Regions from separate parts of the Homo sapiens genome. Here region 2 is linked to region 1. Evidence: chromatin contacts called from ENCODE Hi-C or POLR2A ChIA-PET data. All regions are on one chromosome and are shown on one strand. The core of a region is the stretch at or near the end of the contact, and the rest is flanking DNA. Distances in the headings are between cores, read along the strand shown. Region 1 overlaps LINC02642 (long intergenic non-protein coding RNA 2642). Region 2 has its middle 37 kb from the start of LINC02642.

The links. Hi-C counts contacts between places; a loop is a spot of excess contacts on that map. ChIA-PET counts read pairs that join two places held with the same protein, here RNA polymerase II (POLR2A). Pooled maps may share reads with other maps.
Region 2: a pooled map shows a loop between it and region 1 (2.0-fold over the local background). The contact joins two enhancer-like sites. A Hi-C loop is called at or near these places in 2 of 168 maps with a recorded cell type or tissue (DLD1 and endothelial cell of hepatic sinusoid), 3 of 37 single-sample maps with no recorded cell type and 4 of 50 pooled maps. POLR2A ChIA-PET finds 5 or more read pairs at or near these places in 4 of 52 experiments (GM12878, H1, OCI-LY7 and 1 more).

Annotation. Positions count from the first base shown.
Region 1 is chr10:7,452,495-7,459,304 of GRCh38, reverse strand. The region is part of intron 3 of LINC02642 (long intergenic non-protein coding RNA 2642); the gene reads left to right. Among named protein-coding and RNA genes, the nearest start is that of LINC02642, 17 kb to the left of the region's middle. RefSeq lists enhancers at 454-1,018, 1,698-1,747. Within about 2 kb of position 1,709, at least 2 of the 41 ENCODE cell types and tissues checked have a DNase peak (open chromatin) inside an H3K27ac peak, as active enhancers do.
Region 2 is chr10:7,505,876-7,512,890 of GRCh38, reverse strand. No RefSeq gene overlaps it. Among named protein-coding and RNA genes, the nearest start is that of LINC02642, 37 kb to the right of the region's middle. RefSeq lists a silencer at 51-160. Within about 2 kb of position 4,955, at least 5 of the 41 ENCODE cell types and tissues checked have a DNase peak (open chromatin) inside an H3K27ac peak, as active enhancers do.

The DNA of each region.
Region 1 (6,810 bases), core at 460-2,959:
ATATCCTGCAGACTCAAGGATTAGAGAACTCTCTAAAATATATCCGGAGTACCACTGAAAGCTACACATCTGTTTTTTTGGTAAATTCAAATCAAGTTACAATACTCTTTATACAATGTGATCTCATTTTGCTAACCTATATATACACAGAGGGGAAAAAAAGCACCCAAAGGCTGTACACTTAAATTTTTAAAGCTGCCATGGGATAATGGGGACATTTTATTTTTCTCTTTGGGTTTGTCTCTGTTTTCCAAGTTTAATATGCTGAATGGGCTTTGCTTTTAACCAGAAAACACTCTTTAAAGACTGTAGTTTTTGCTTATTAATTAAAAATGGTATTTAGCATTTGCAAATAATTTCAGGATTATTACTTATTCCTTGCCAGTTCCCTCAAATATTAGATAAGTAAGGTGACCCTGATTTGCTGGTTCATGTACTAGAACCATGAACAGAACTGGAATTCACAAGCTTAAAAATTTTAGGCTGCCCACGTGATTCATTCAACTGCATTCTTCCCATATGAGCAAAATGAATGCTAACTCCCTTCTGTGGGTTTGGCCTCTTGCAAAAGCAGGGCACTGTGCAAGGGTTGGGGTTTAAGTCATTTATTTGGGAAGTGATCCTGACAAGTACAGTGAAGGAGTGGGAAGGAAGGTGGGAAGGAAAGCAAGGAAGAGAGGGTTTCCACTCTGAGCCACTGGGCGCAGTCCTGCTGTGGAGCAAATATGCAGAGAGTATCTGACAATTGTCTCCCCGCAGCAGGGAAGCTGAGACATTATATATCCACCAACCTCCGTCCCTTGTTGGTTGGGGGCTGCTCCTATTAATTCCTTAGCATTTCCTGCATGTCCCATGTGCAGGATAAGCAATCTGCTGTGGTCAGAGAAAGACCTATGGTATATAAGAATTTGACATCATAATAGAAATAGGCATCTATCCAAAGCCTCATTTATTTCAGAAAAAAAGAAAAAAAAAAAACAACACGGAGTGATGATTGCCTATCAGGTACATGAAACCGTGAACCATGACCATGTTAAATGGAGAACCCTACCACAGGGAGAGACCCAGTCCTTGAGAAGGGCCTTCAGCCGCACACTGAAGCTGCAGGAGACCTGTCAGGCGAACTAAGGAGACACGAGTTAGAGACGCTGCTGTAACAAATACGTCTAAAGGCTGGGTGAAGTGGCTCACACCTGTAATGCCAGTGCTTTGGGAGACCGAGGTGAGCCGATCACTTGAGGTCAGGAGTTTGAGTCCAGTTGGCCAACATGGTGAAACCCCATCTCTACTAAAAATACAAAGATTAGCCTGGTGTGGTGGCAGGCGCCTGTAATCCCAGCTTCTCAGGAGGCTGAGGCAGAAGAATCACTTGAACCCGGGAGGCAGAGGTTGCAGTGAGCTGAGGTCGTGCCACTGTACTGCAGCCTGTGCAACAGAGCGAGACTCTGTCTCACAACAAAACAAACCTCTAAAGTTGCAGTGGCTTAACATCATCACAGTTTCTTTTTTGCTCTTATAAACTGTTTTTCAGGTCACGCAATTTTGCAAGACAGCTCTTCCTCAAATTTTGTCTGTGTTCTCCTATCTCAGGGCCCTCTGCTTCTTAGTCAGACAGGGAAAAGAGGTTGTGGAAGGATTTGGGTTTAAGTCATTTAAAGGATGGGGACACAGTGTGGGATATTGTGTGGCCCAGCCAGTAGTGAGGATGCCACGTAGACACATATTCCATTTCCCAAAGCTGATTCATGAGTCTGCAACTAACTGCACAGGAAGTCTGGCCTTCCCACATGCTCAGGGAGAGAAGGAAGTTGGGGATCCTGTAGCAGTACTCTGAGGGGCTCCCTGTTTCCTTGTCTGAATGCATGGAAGCTCTGGGAACATCTGGTACTTACTGGATACTATATTGTTTAGCAAATGAGTTTGAGGCCGGGCGCGGTGGCTCACGCCTGTAATCCCAGCACTTTGGGAGGCCGAGGTAGGCGGATCATGAGGTCAGGAGATCGAGACTATCGTGGCTAACATGGTGAAACCCCCCTCTACTAAAAATACAAAAAAATAGCCGGGCATGGTGGTGGGTGCCTATAGTCTCAGCTACTTGGGATGCTGAGGCAGGAGAATCGCTTGAACTCAGAGGCAGAGGTTGCTGTGAGCCGAGATAGCACCACTGCACTCCAGCCTGGGCGACAGAGCAAGGCTCCATCTCAAAAAAAAAAAAAAAAAAAAGTAAATAAATAAAAAGAGAGTTTGAGTTTTTTATGTAGCCGACTTCAGGTGCAAATGGTTCATATTGAGGCACACAGAAGAGACACCATGGTACACAGCAGCACTTGCTTCCGGCTGAGAATCAGAACAACCAAGACCAAATTCTGGACCCGCTCTCAACCGAATATGTGATTAGGCACACGATAGCCTCTTGATCTGAAAAATACTAAAGTCTCTTTTATCAGAGCCCACAATTGTTAAATATTTTTAAAAGAATATATATTTTTACATGTATATATACATACACAACATGCATGGCAGCGTAAGAAGCTACACGCATATAACAAGGCCAGGTGCAGTTAGAAATGGAACTAGGATGTGCACTTCTGAGCATTCTGTTGTCTTGTTGAACTCCTCTTTCTGTCTATCAATCTTTCCATTATCTTTCTCCCGCCTCGGAAAAGCAGTGCATTAGCGCCGTGGATCTCTGGCTGGCCAGGCAGGTGTGTGTCGTCAGGGGTGAGTGGGTGCTGGCAGCAGCTGTGGGTGAAATCCCATTCTAGGTAGACTGGGGTAGAGGAAACAACACAGGTCTTGTTGTGAAATCCAAAGAAATCGCAGTCCTGTAGTCAATCTTGTCTCACCCGCAGGCCATAAGCGTTTCTGAGTTCTACTCTTTCTAGGGCGAGAGGGGCTTTTGGCTGTTTAGTAGACACCGGAGACCAGTAAAGCGCATACCGATTAGAAGGCTGCATTTTCTAGCTAACAAAACAGCACACGGGGCCAAAGAACAGGGAAGTCTTGTTTCAGCAAGGTTGGCACAGTCAAAGAAGTAGAGTGAAGGACCATGATTTCAGGAAACTCAGCTGAAAGAATTGGAGATTGTTATAGAAACTGCTATCCATCCACAGCCTTATTTATTTCAGAAAAAAAGACTGGATGATGGTTTCCTATCAGGTACATAAAACAAAGGCCATGTTAAATGGTTTCGGTGACTTTTTTTATTCTTCCTTTACGTATTCATTTTTCTGAGATGTGCTGATTTACTGGTCACAGATCAGAATTTATGTTAGACATGGGGTCACCTCTCCTGGCTGCTTCTATCTGGTCAGAGGAAGCCTATTAGGTCCAGCCAGCCCTCAAGAAGGGCTGCCATGTGTTCACCTGGATTGTTCTGAGAAACTGTTGATAAAACAATGACCCATTGGACTCCTATCTCCAGAGACACTGTTTTCTGAATTAAAGCAATAATAGTGGAAACTAAGTTTCTATCTTTTAGGCATCGCAAATGACTGAAATATGCAATGATTTCCCATAACTAAACAAGAGGTCATGAGCTCCAATGAGGAATAAAAAGCTGAGATAGATGTAGCATGTGCTAAGTGCTCTTCTAGACATTTTACATACGTCAACTCATTATTTCTCCCAACTGCACTACAGGTAGGCACTATTATCGTTCCCATTTCATAGAAATGTAAACAGGTGAGACCAGGTAATTTTCCTGGAGGAACTACTTGATCTTCCTATATTAATAAATTGCCATTTCATGTTATTGCGTTGAAAAGAGCACTACCTAAAACAGAATGATGATTTTTTTTTTCACCAAAGCATTGAAAAGTTTGGAGTCATGAAATTTGATCAAAAGTATACAGAGACTCTAGTCAGATCACACTGGTTGATATACGGGAAGACTTTTTGTTTACTCTTTTAATCAACAAATATAATAATTATCTACCCTGTACTGGCATCTGAGCTGCAAGGATGAATATGCTTCAAGGAGCTGTTAGGCAGTGGGGAAAAAGAAGATCTGCAAATGTACCCTTATGGCTGGGTGTGGTGGCTCACACACCTGTTACCCCTGCACCCTGCATTTTGGGAGGCTAGTGGGGAAGATCGCCTGAGCCCAGGAGTTTGAGACCAGCCTGGGCAACATAGTGAGACTTCATCTCTATTATTTATTTACCGTGAAATAGAATAAAAGCTACACATAAAATATGTGGAAGTAGGGAAGGGCAAAGTGGAAGATTGATAGTAATAGCTGGGACTTATCACTTCTTCTGGGTTAATCCTTTCAACCCTTACAAAACCTCTATGATGCAGGTACTATGATTATCCCAACTTAAGACACAAGGAAACTGAGGTAGCGAGAGGTTCAATAGTAGGTCCAGGGCTCCCGGGAGAGGCAATCCACCGTGGCCCTGAGTGTCTCTTCCTCATCCTGCAGGTGTGCGTGCCTGATGGCCCTTTATCTGGGCTGTGTCTTGGGGCGGCAGCAAGCAGCCTTGAAGGATGAGGTAGCATTTTTCCTTCTGGACAAAGAGAAGCCTTTTTTTCACCTTAAAAAAATTTATTTTTATAGATTTGGGGATACATGTGCTGGTTTGTTACATGGATTTATTACATAATGCAAGATTTGAGTTTCTAGTGTACCCATCACCCAAATAGTGAACATTATACCCAATAGGTAATTTTTCAACCCTCATCCCCCCATCCTGCCCTCCACTCTTTTGGGTTCCTCAATGTCAATTATTTACCTCTGTGTATTCATGTGTACCCCTTGTTTTCCTCCTACTTGTAAGCGATAACATTCAATATTTGACTTTCTGATTCTGAGTTATTTCAATTAGAACAATGGCCTTCAACTCCATCCATATTGCTTCGAAAGACATGATCTTAATCTTTTTTATGGCTGCATAGTATTCCATGGTGTATATGTTTCACATTTTCTTTTTTTTTTTTTTAACTTTTAAGTTCGGGGTACATGTGCAGGTTTGTTACATTGGCAAACTTGTGCTATGGGAGTTTGTTGTACAGATTATTTCATTAAGTCTAGTACCCATTAGTTATTTTTCCTGATCCTCTCCCTCCTCCAGCCTTCCACTCTCCAATAGGCCTCAATGTCTGTTGTTACCTCTTTGTGTCCACGTATTCTCATCTCTTAGCTCCTGCTTATAAGTCAGAACATGCAGTATTTAATTTTCTGTTCCTGCATTAGTTTGCTAAGGATAATGGCCTCCAGCTACAGCCATGTCCCTGCAAAGGACATGATCTCATTATTCTTTATGGCTGCATAGTGTTCCGTAGTGTGAATTATACCACATTTTCTTTATCCAGTCTATTATTGATGGGCATTTATAATTCATTCATTCATCCATGGACTTAGGTTGATTCCACATCTTTGCTATTGTGAATAGTACTGCGATACACATATGAGAGGAAGTGTCTTTTTGATACAACAATTTGTTTTCCTTTGGGTAGATACCCAGGGGTGAGATTGCCAGGTTGAATGATAATTCTGTTTTCAGTTCTTTGAGAAATCTCCGCACTGTTTTCCACAGAGGTTGTACTAATTTGGATTCCCACCAACAGTGTATGAGTGTTCCCCTTTCTCCGCAGGGAAGGCTTTGTATTCCACTTATTATAAAAGCGGTGATTTCCCAAGCTCAGGCTCAGGGTTCCTCTCCTGTAAGGTGACTGACTTTGTGCGCAGGCATCCACGAGGAGCCGTCTACATCACCACCATAAGACTTGGGGGCACAGGGAACCAGCAACCGTGCAGCTCTGTCTACTGCTTTCGTCGTGATTCACAAAGTCCTTTGTCTCTGACCCAGGAGTTCCAAGTCTTCTGCCAGCCCCTGTGAAACAGCAACAGTGAACTAGATAGCTTGTATGTGACATAAAATCTCAATCTCTGCACAGTTCTTGACAAGGTGACATAGCCAGTAAGTGGTGGGAACTGACTTTGAACCTGGACAGTTTGGCTTAGAAACCCACCATCTTAAACACTACTAATAAGGCATCAAAGATAGGCAACAAACTTCCTGGCAGAGTAAAGGCAGATTTTTAAAGGCAATGGGGTGTTTGGAGGGAATTTTGAAGCATGAATGGGGATTTAACAGAAGAATAAGGGAGAAAGGACATTCTAGGTAGAGGGAGTGAGGTGGACAAAGGCTGGAAGCCAGGAAGCACACAGATGTTCTGGACACTGCACGAAGGGAGTCGTAAGACTGCAGTGCCCAGCAGAATTTTGCTGGCTTCTGGGGTGAGAGATGAGGTTGGAGAGACAGGCAGAGGCCAGAAAATAAGATGGGTGCGTGCGCCCAATTAGTTTGTAGAAAGGCTTTTAAGAATTATATTATAGTCAAGTGGCTGGGTGCAGTGGCTCACACCTGTAATCCCAGCACTTTGGGAGGCTGAGGCAGGTGGATCACTTGAGGTCAGGAGATCAAGACCAGCCTGGTCAACATGGCGAAACCCCATCTCTACTAAAAATACAAAAATTAGCCAGGTATGATGGCAGGCGCCTGTAATCCCAACTACTTGGGAGGCTGAGGCAGGAGAATCGCTCCAACCCAAAAGGCAGAGATGGGTTCAAGCCATTCTACAGCCTGGGCGACAGAGTGAGTCTCTGTTTCATTAAAAACAAACAAACAAAAAATATAGGCAAGAAAGTGACACTATCAGATTTGTGTTTTTGAAAGATCCCTTGGGAATGTTGTGCAAGACGGATTGGAGAAGTCAGGGAGATCAAGTTAGAAGCAAGTGAAGTGATCAAGTAAGATGTAATGAGGGCCTGAACTTTGTAGCATGTACAGTTTAAATGCTGAT
Region 2 (7,015 bases), core at 3,706-6,205, 50 kb before region 1:
AGCTTCTCACTCATTCTTTTTCACGAGAACTTTCCCAATCAATCAATTAACTAACAAGCATGTATTAAGGCAGGGGTCCCCAACTCCTGAACCATGAACCACTAGCGGACAGGTGGCCTGTTAGGAACTGAGCCACCCAGCAGGAGGTGAGTGGGGAGTGAGCTTCATCTGTATTTACAGCCACTCCCCATGGCTCATGTTACCGCCTGAGCTCCACCTCCTGTCCCTGAGACCCTCTTCGACTTCCTGCCATGGAACAACACACGGGCTTGCAGCTGCGTCCCTCCTATTTCTTTCTTCCTTTCTGTGACAACGGACAAGTTGCCCTTATCCCTCTGAGGAAGCTGTCCACCTGCACCTCCTGCCTAATCAGCAGGAGCATTAGATTCCCACACAAGAGCAAACCCTATTTGTGAACTGCACATGTGAGTGGTCTAGGTTGTGCACTCCTTATGAGAATCTAATGCCTGTTGATCTGTTGCTGTCTCCCATCACCCCCAGATGGGACTGTCTAGTTGCAGGAAAACAAGCTCAGGGCTCCCACTGATTCTACATGATGATGAGTTGTATGATTATTTCATTATATATATTACAAGGTAATAACAGTAGAAATAAAGTGCACAATAAATGTAAAGCACTTGAATCATCCCGAAACCATCTCCCCTCCACTGTCTGTGGAAAAATTGTCTTCCACAAAACCAGTCCCTGGTGCCAAAAAGGTTGGGGACTGCTGTATTAAGGTGTGTGTTCTGTACTAAGAATTGTATTGAATACAAAGAATTAATGATATTGTCCCTGCCACCAAGAAACATAGTTGAGTGGGAGAGATAGTTATCTTTTCCAGTAGGAGAGAGAGGAGTTTGTGCTTCAAGTATCATGAAACATTCTATACTATGTGAGTGATAAAGGCAAGCACTGTCCTAGGCGTCTATGTGCAGCTGAAGTCACTGAGGAGTGAGTAGATGGTGTTCAAGACCTTGGAATAGGAGTAGATCTTGGAAACACGGCGAAGAGGCAGAACACAGAAGCAGAGCCAGGAGTGACGTGTGCCAGATGATTTTAATCAGTGGTACAGTCTGGGGAACCAATACTCTAGATTTTATCCCAGGACAGACCCAGAACATCAGACATAATTAGATCATGCCGTTTAGCCTTATCTGCAGAAAACAGCTTTTCCGGAACTGTGTGTTGGTGTTATGTCCTTTCTTGACTAAAGTGAAGGAAGTCTTCTGGAAAAAGGTATTTAAAAAATCAGAACACTGCACTAGTCTTTTCAGTAAATGTTACAGGAAAAACTGGACATCCACATGTTTTTTAGAAAAAGAATATAGACACAGACCATACATCCTGTGTGAAAGTAATTCAAAATGGATCATAGACCCTAAATGTAAAAGCAAAACCATAAAAAATAGGAGAAAATCTAGATGACCTTGGGTTTGGTGATGACATTTTAGATATAACACCAAAGGCATGATCTATGAAAGAAGTAACTGAGAAGCTGAATTTCATTAGAACTAAAACTTGTACTTTGAGAAAGACACTGTCAAAAGAATGAGAAGACAAGCCACAGACTGGGAGAAAACATAGCAAAAGTCACATCTAATAAAGAATCATTATCCAAAATATACAAAGAATTCTTATAATTCAACTATAAGAGAATAAAAAACCTGGTTAAAAATGGACAAAATATCTGAACAGACACCTCACCAAAGAAAGCACACAGATGGCAAAGAAACATATGAAAAGATGCTCCTCCTCATATATCATCATGGAAATACATATTAAACAACAGTGAGTTCCCACTACACACTATTATATTATACCTGTTAGAATGGCCAAAATCCAGAGCACTGACAACATAAATTGCTGGTGAGGAGGTGGAGCAACAGGAACTCTCATTCACTGCTGCTGGGAATGCAAAATGGTGCAGCCACTTTGGAGACAGTTTGGCAGTTTCTCACCAAGCTAAATATACAGTTACCATGGGATCCAGCAATTGTGCCCCTTCCTATTTGACACATCAGGAGCATCGCCATCTTGGACAAACACTGCCATTTTAAGTTCCCCTAAATCCAGCCCCAAAACATCAGCCTGATGGCTAATGTCAGCATGAACAGAAACATTTCAACCCTTAGAAAACCTGCTCCGACCAGAAACATGCCAACCCTGAGATAACCCCAACTCCAACCAGAGACATTCCAAACCTACAATAAAACTCTCCTTCATACAGAAACATTCTGAGCCTGTGATAAGCTCCCCCTCCCTAAAGCCCTTAAATACCCTTAGTCTGTAAGAGAGAGCACTCCTAACTGAAATTGGCCAGAAGCCCTTCTCAGGTTTATTCTCCAAAATAAATCTGTCTTTGACTATTGAGCCACTTTCTGTGTTTCTTCTTTCTTCAACTCTTACACTATTTACCCCAAGGAGTTGAAAATCTATGTCCATACAAAACCATGCACACCAATGTTTATGGCAGCTTTATTCATAATTGCCAAACTTGGAAGCAATCAAGATGTCCTTCTGTAAGTGCATGGATAAATAAACTATGGAACATCCAGACAGTGGAATATGATTCAGTGCTAAAAAAGGAATGAACTATCAAGCCATGAAAAGACATGAAGGAAACTTAAATACATATTACTAAGTGAAAGAAGCTCATCTGAAAAAGCTATATGCCATATGAATCCAACTATACGACATTCTGGAAAAGGCAAAACTATGGAGACAGTAAAAAGATCAGGGGTTGCCAGGAGCTGGTGTGTTAGTCTGTTCTCATGCTGCTAATAAAGACATACCTGAGACTGTGTAATTTATAAAGGACAGAGGTTTAACGGACTCATGGTTCCACATTGCTGGGTAGGCCTCACCATCATGGCATAAGGCAAAGGAGGAGCAAAGTCACATCTTACATGGTGGCAGGCAAGAGAGAGCTTGTGCAGGGGAACTCCCATTTATAAAACAATCAGATCTCATAAGACTTGTTCACTACCATGAGAAGACTGTTGGGGAAACTGCCCCCATGATTCAGTTATCTCTACCAGGCCTGCCCTTGATGCGTGGGGATTATTGCAACTCAGGGTGAGATTTGGGTGGGAACACAGCCAAACCATATCAGTTGGTGAGGAGGAGGGATGAATAGGGAGAGGATTTTCAGGGCAGTGAAACCACTGTGTGTGATACCATAATGGGGGATACATGTCCTTAGACATTTGTCCAAACCCATAGGATTTACAACACCAAGAGTGAATCATAGTGCAAACTGGCCTTTGGGTGATGGTGATGTGCCAATGTAGGTTCATTAATTGTAAAAAATGTGCCACCCTGGTAGGGACGTTGATAGTTGGAGGAGGCTGTGCATATGTGGAGGGAGGAGGTATAGGGAAAATCTCTGTACCCTCTTCTCAATTTTGCTGTGAACATAAAGCTGCTCTAAAAATAAGGTCTATTTTTAAGTAATAATCATAAAAATATAGAGGCTGAACGAATCATTGATTGAAGGCCTTGAGGGAGCAGCAACGGACAGAGCTGTAAACCTGTGGGCACAAGGTCTGTGTTTAATTCTCAAGCTGCCATTCACCAGCCTGCCAAGTTTTTAACCTCTCTGAGCCTGTTTGCCCATCTGTAAAAGGCGAATGAAAATCAATTCAAAGGAATTTTTTCTATGGATTAAACTACATAGAGGAGCTTTAATAAAGATTTGTTTAAAAACCACCTGGCTATGACTTCAATGTTGCAGTGTGGATGGGACCCTGTCCACCACGGGGCCTGGAGTCTCTCACTGGGAGGCCACGGCAGAAAGTCTTTAACTCCAGGACCAGAAAAATAAGCCTCTCTTCTGCAGTAACTTGTGCATTTTGTCGTGGTTGGCTAGACATTTCAACCACATAAACCCCTTGACCATGGAGAAGTGCAAATCCAAAATGAAGGCCAGTAACTCACATGACGTGACAGTCTGCACCTCTGGGCACTCACTTTCCTTTACTCCCTCCCTCCACTCTCACATGCATTTTTCTGATCTTTGTCTCTTCCCTCAGATCTTATTGGCTGCACTCTCGCCAGCCTCCACAGTTGGTTCTTCAGCTTCAGTGGGACCTGCCATCTTCTGAGACCTTTGCTTTCTTCTTATTTCTGAGTTCCTTCCTATCCTGGTTTCCTTCCACTTCCAGCATAGCTTCCATCATCAGCCACTTCCACTACCCTCTGCACCTCTCCCTGGCCCTTTGTTTCCCTGTCACACAGGACCCCGTGATGGAGCCTTCTTTCTACCTGCTCCTGCCTGGAGGGCTAAGGGCGCTGCAGAAGAGCCTGGCTGTGCAGTCTGGTGGAGGCTTCCTCCTCAGTGCCTGCATCCACGCTCAGCTTGCTCTCCCTCCACAGGCCTCCAGCCATGCCCCAAGCCTCTCTCTCCCTCCACAGGGCTCCAGCCATGCCCCGGGCCTCTCTCTCCCTCCACAGGCCTCCAGCCAGGCCTCGGCCCCCTCTTCCCCTCCACAGGGCTCCAGCCACACCCTGGGCCCCTTCTTTCCCTCCACAGGCCCCCAGCCATGCCCCGGGCCCCTCTCTCCCTCCACAGGCCTCCAGCTACATCCTGGGCCTCTCCTTCCCACCACAGGCCTCCAGCCACATCCTGGGCCTCTCCTTCCCCCCACAGGCCTCCAGCCACATCCTGGGCCTCTCCTTCCCTCCACAGGCCTCCAGCCACATCCTGGGCCTCTCCTTCCCTCCACAGGCCTCCAGCCACATCCTGGGCCTCTCCTTCCCGCCACAGGGCTCCAGCCAGGCCACAGCCTCCCTGCTCTTGGGTGACTGTCTTGATTTCTATTTTCCAGAGTAAATAAAGGCCCCGAGCCCCCTCGACTTCCTGCCACGGAACAACACCCAGGCTTGCAGCTGCATCCCTCCTATTTCCTTCTTCCTTTCTGTGACGACAGACAAGGTGTCCCACCCCCTCTGAGGAAGCCGTCCACCTGCACCTTCTGCCTCATCGAGAAGGGCCTCTCTTCTGAACTTCACATCTTTCATCTCCCAGCATCTTTCCATTATCTTTTAAAATGTTCAAGTTAAAATGTTCTTTTTTTTTTTTTTTTTTTTTTTGGCAGGGTCTCATTCTGTAGCCCAGGCTGGAGTGCAGTGGCGCCATCTTGACTCACTGCAGCCTCAAACTCCTTGGCTCAAGCAATCCTCCTGCCTCAGCCTCCCGAGTAGCTGGGACCACACGCATGCACCACCACACCGAGCTAATTTTTGTATTTTTTTAGAGACGGGGTTTTACCATGTTGCCCAGGCTGGTCTCGAACTCCTGTGCTCAAAGGATCTTCCTGCCTTAGCCTCTCAAAGTGCTGGGATTACAGGCATGAGCCACCGTGCCCAGCCTCTATTTTTTTTTTTTTTTAAATCTCCCTCAACCCAACTTCATCTTCTATCTACTTTCTGGAGTCTCTGCTCCACTTTGAAGTCACAATTTGCATGGGCTGCTCCTGCTACATCCTTCTTAGTCTGCCACAATCTGGCCCCCATCCCAAATCCCCCAACATCTGCCCCTCCACCTCAATGAAACTTCTCTTGCCCAGGTTATTATTATTTTGTTTGTTTGTTTGTTTTGAGATGGAGTCTCACTCTGTTGCCCAGGCTGGAGTGCAGTGGAGCAGTCTCAGCTCACTGCAACCTCTGCATCCTAAATTCAAGCGATTCTCCTGCCTCAGCCTTCTGAGTAGCTGGGATTACAGGTGCGTGGTACCATTCCCAGCTAATTTTTGTATTTTTAGTAGAGTTGGGTTTCACCACATTGGCCAAGCTGGTCTTGAATTCCTGACCTCAGGTGATCTGCCTGCCTCCACCTCCCAAAGTGCTGGGATTACAGGCATGAGCCTCTTGTCCAGGTTATAAACAACCACTTCATCACTTTCAGTCCTTGTCTTACCTTTCCTCTCAGTCAAATTTGTTCAACTTACTTTTCTTGTCAAAACATGATTTTCCCTTGGTTTCAGAGATAATACCCCTGCGTGGGATTTTAGCCCCCTAAGCCCCCCAGATGCTCATGTTTGGTAACCCATGTAGGCCTTCCTGCCTCTCTGTCCATCTGTTAAATATTGACCTCCTCCAGGGCCTATCTATTAATAAGTAACTCTTTTCATCCCACACACACTCAGAACTCATCAATACCAGAGCTTTAGGGACCATCCCAGCTCTCTCATGAACCCCACACTCTCGCTCCAGCTGCCGACCAGTTACTTCTGGTGGGATGTCCCACAGACCCCTCAACTGCACAAGTGCAATATCTACTCATCCCTTCTCTTCCCCAAATCTGTCCTTCTTTTCATGTTCCATATCTCAGCAAATGGCACCACCAGTTAATCTGCCTAAGCCAGAGACCTGGAAGTCATTCATGGTTGCTGTGTCTACTTCAGCACCCTCATCCAATTGACCAAAAGCCTGCCTGTCCTATCTCTGGACCATGTTTTAATCCATTCTCTTGTCCCCAGGTCCACTGCTCTTAGCTCCATGCAAGCAAGACTCCTGGTCTCCCCCCAACACCCCAGCTTTCCTCCCATCTCTCCATGATCACATTGGCCAGCAGGACCTTTATGAAATACAGAGGTAGTCATGCTGTTTCCTTGCTTAAAATACTCCAGTGGCTTTATGTTGCCCTTAGGACAGGAACCACTCCCTTTCCCATGGCCTGCAAACCTTTCATGGTCCATGTCCTGATTCCAGGCTCAGCCGTGGACCCCCGGCCTTAGGACGCACAATTTCCCCTGCTAGGCACAGCCTCTCCTTCTCTGTAGCCCGTCTTTGTGAGTTGAAAGGGATGTTGCTGAGCTAAACCTTCCTCCTGCAGGATCTGTTCTATGAAACTGTATGATGATCACAGAGGAAGTTTGATGATGAGGCTCCTAGAGAAGCAGATGCCTTGTAAGCTCTCCGTCACTAAGGGAAGGATAACCCCTCAGACGTCCTTTCTTCCTGGGGATTTAAACTGGTTATCATTGTAAGGATAATGCAAAGAAAAATGAAC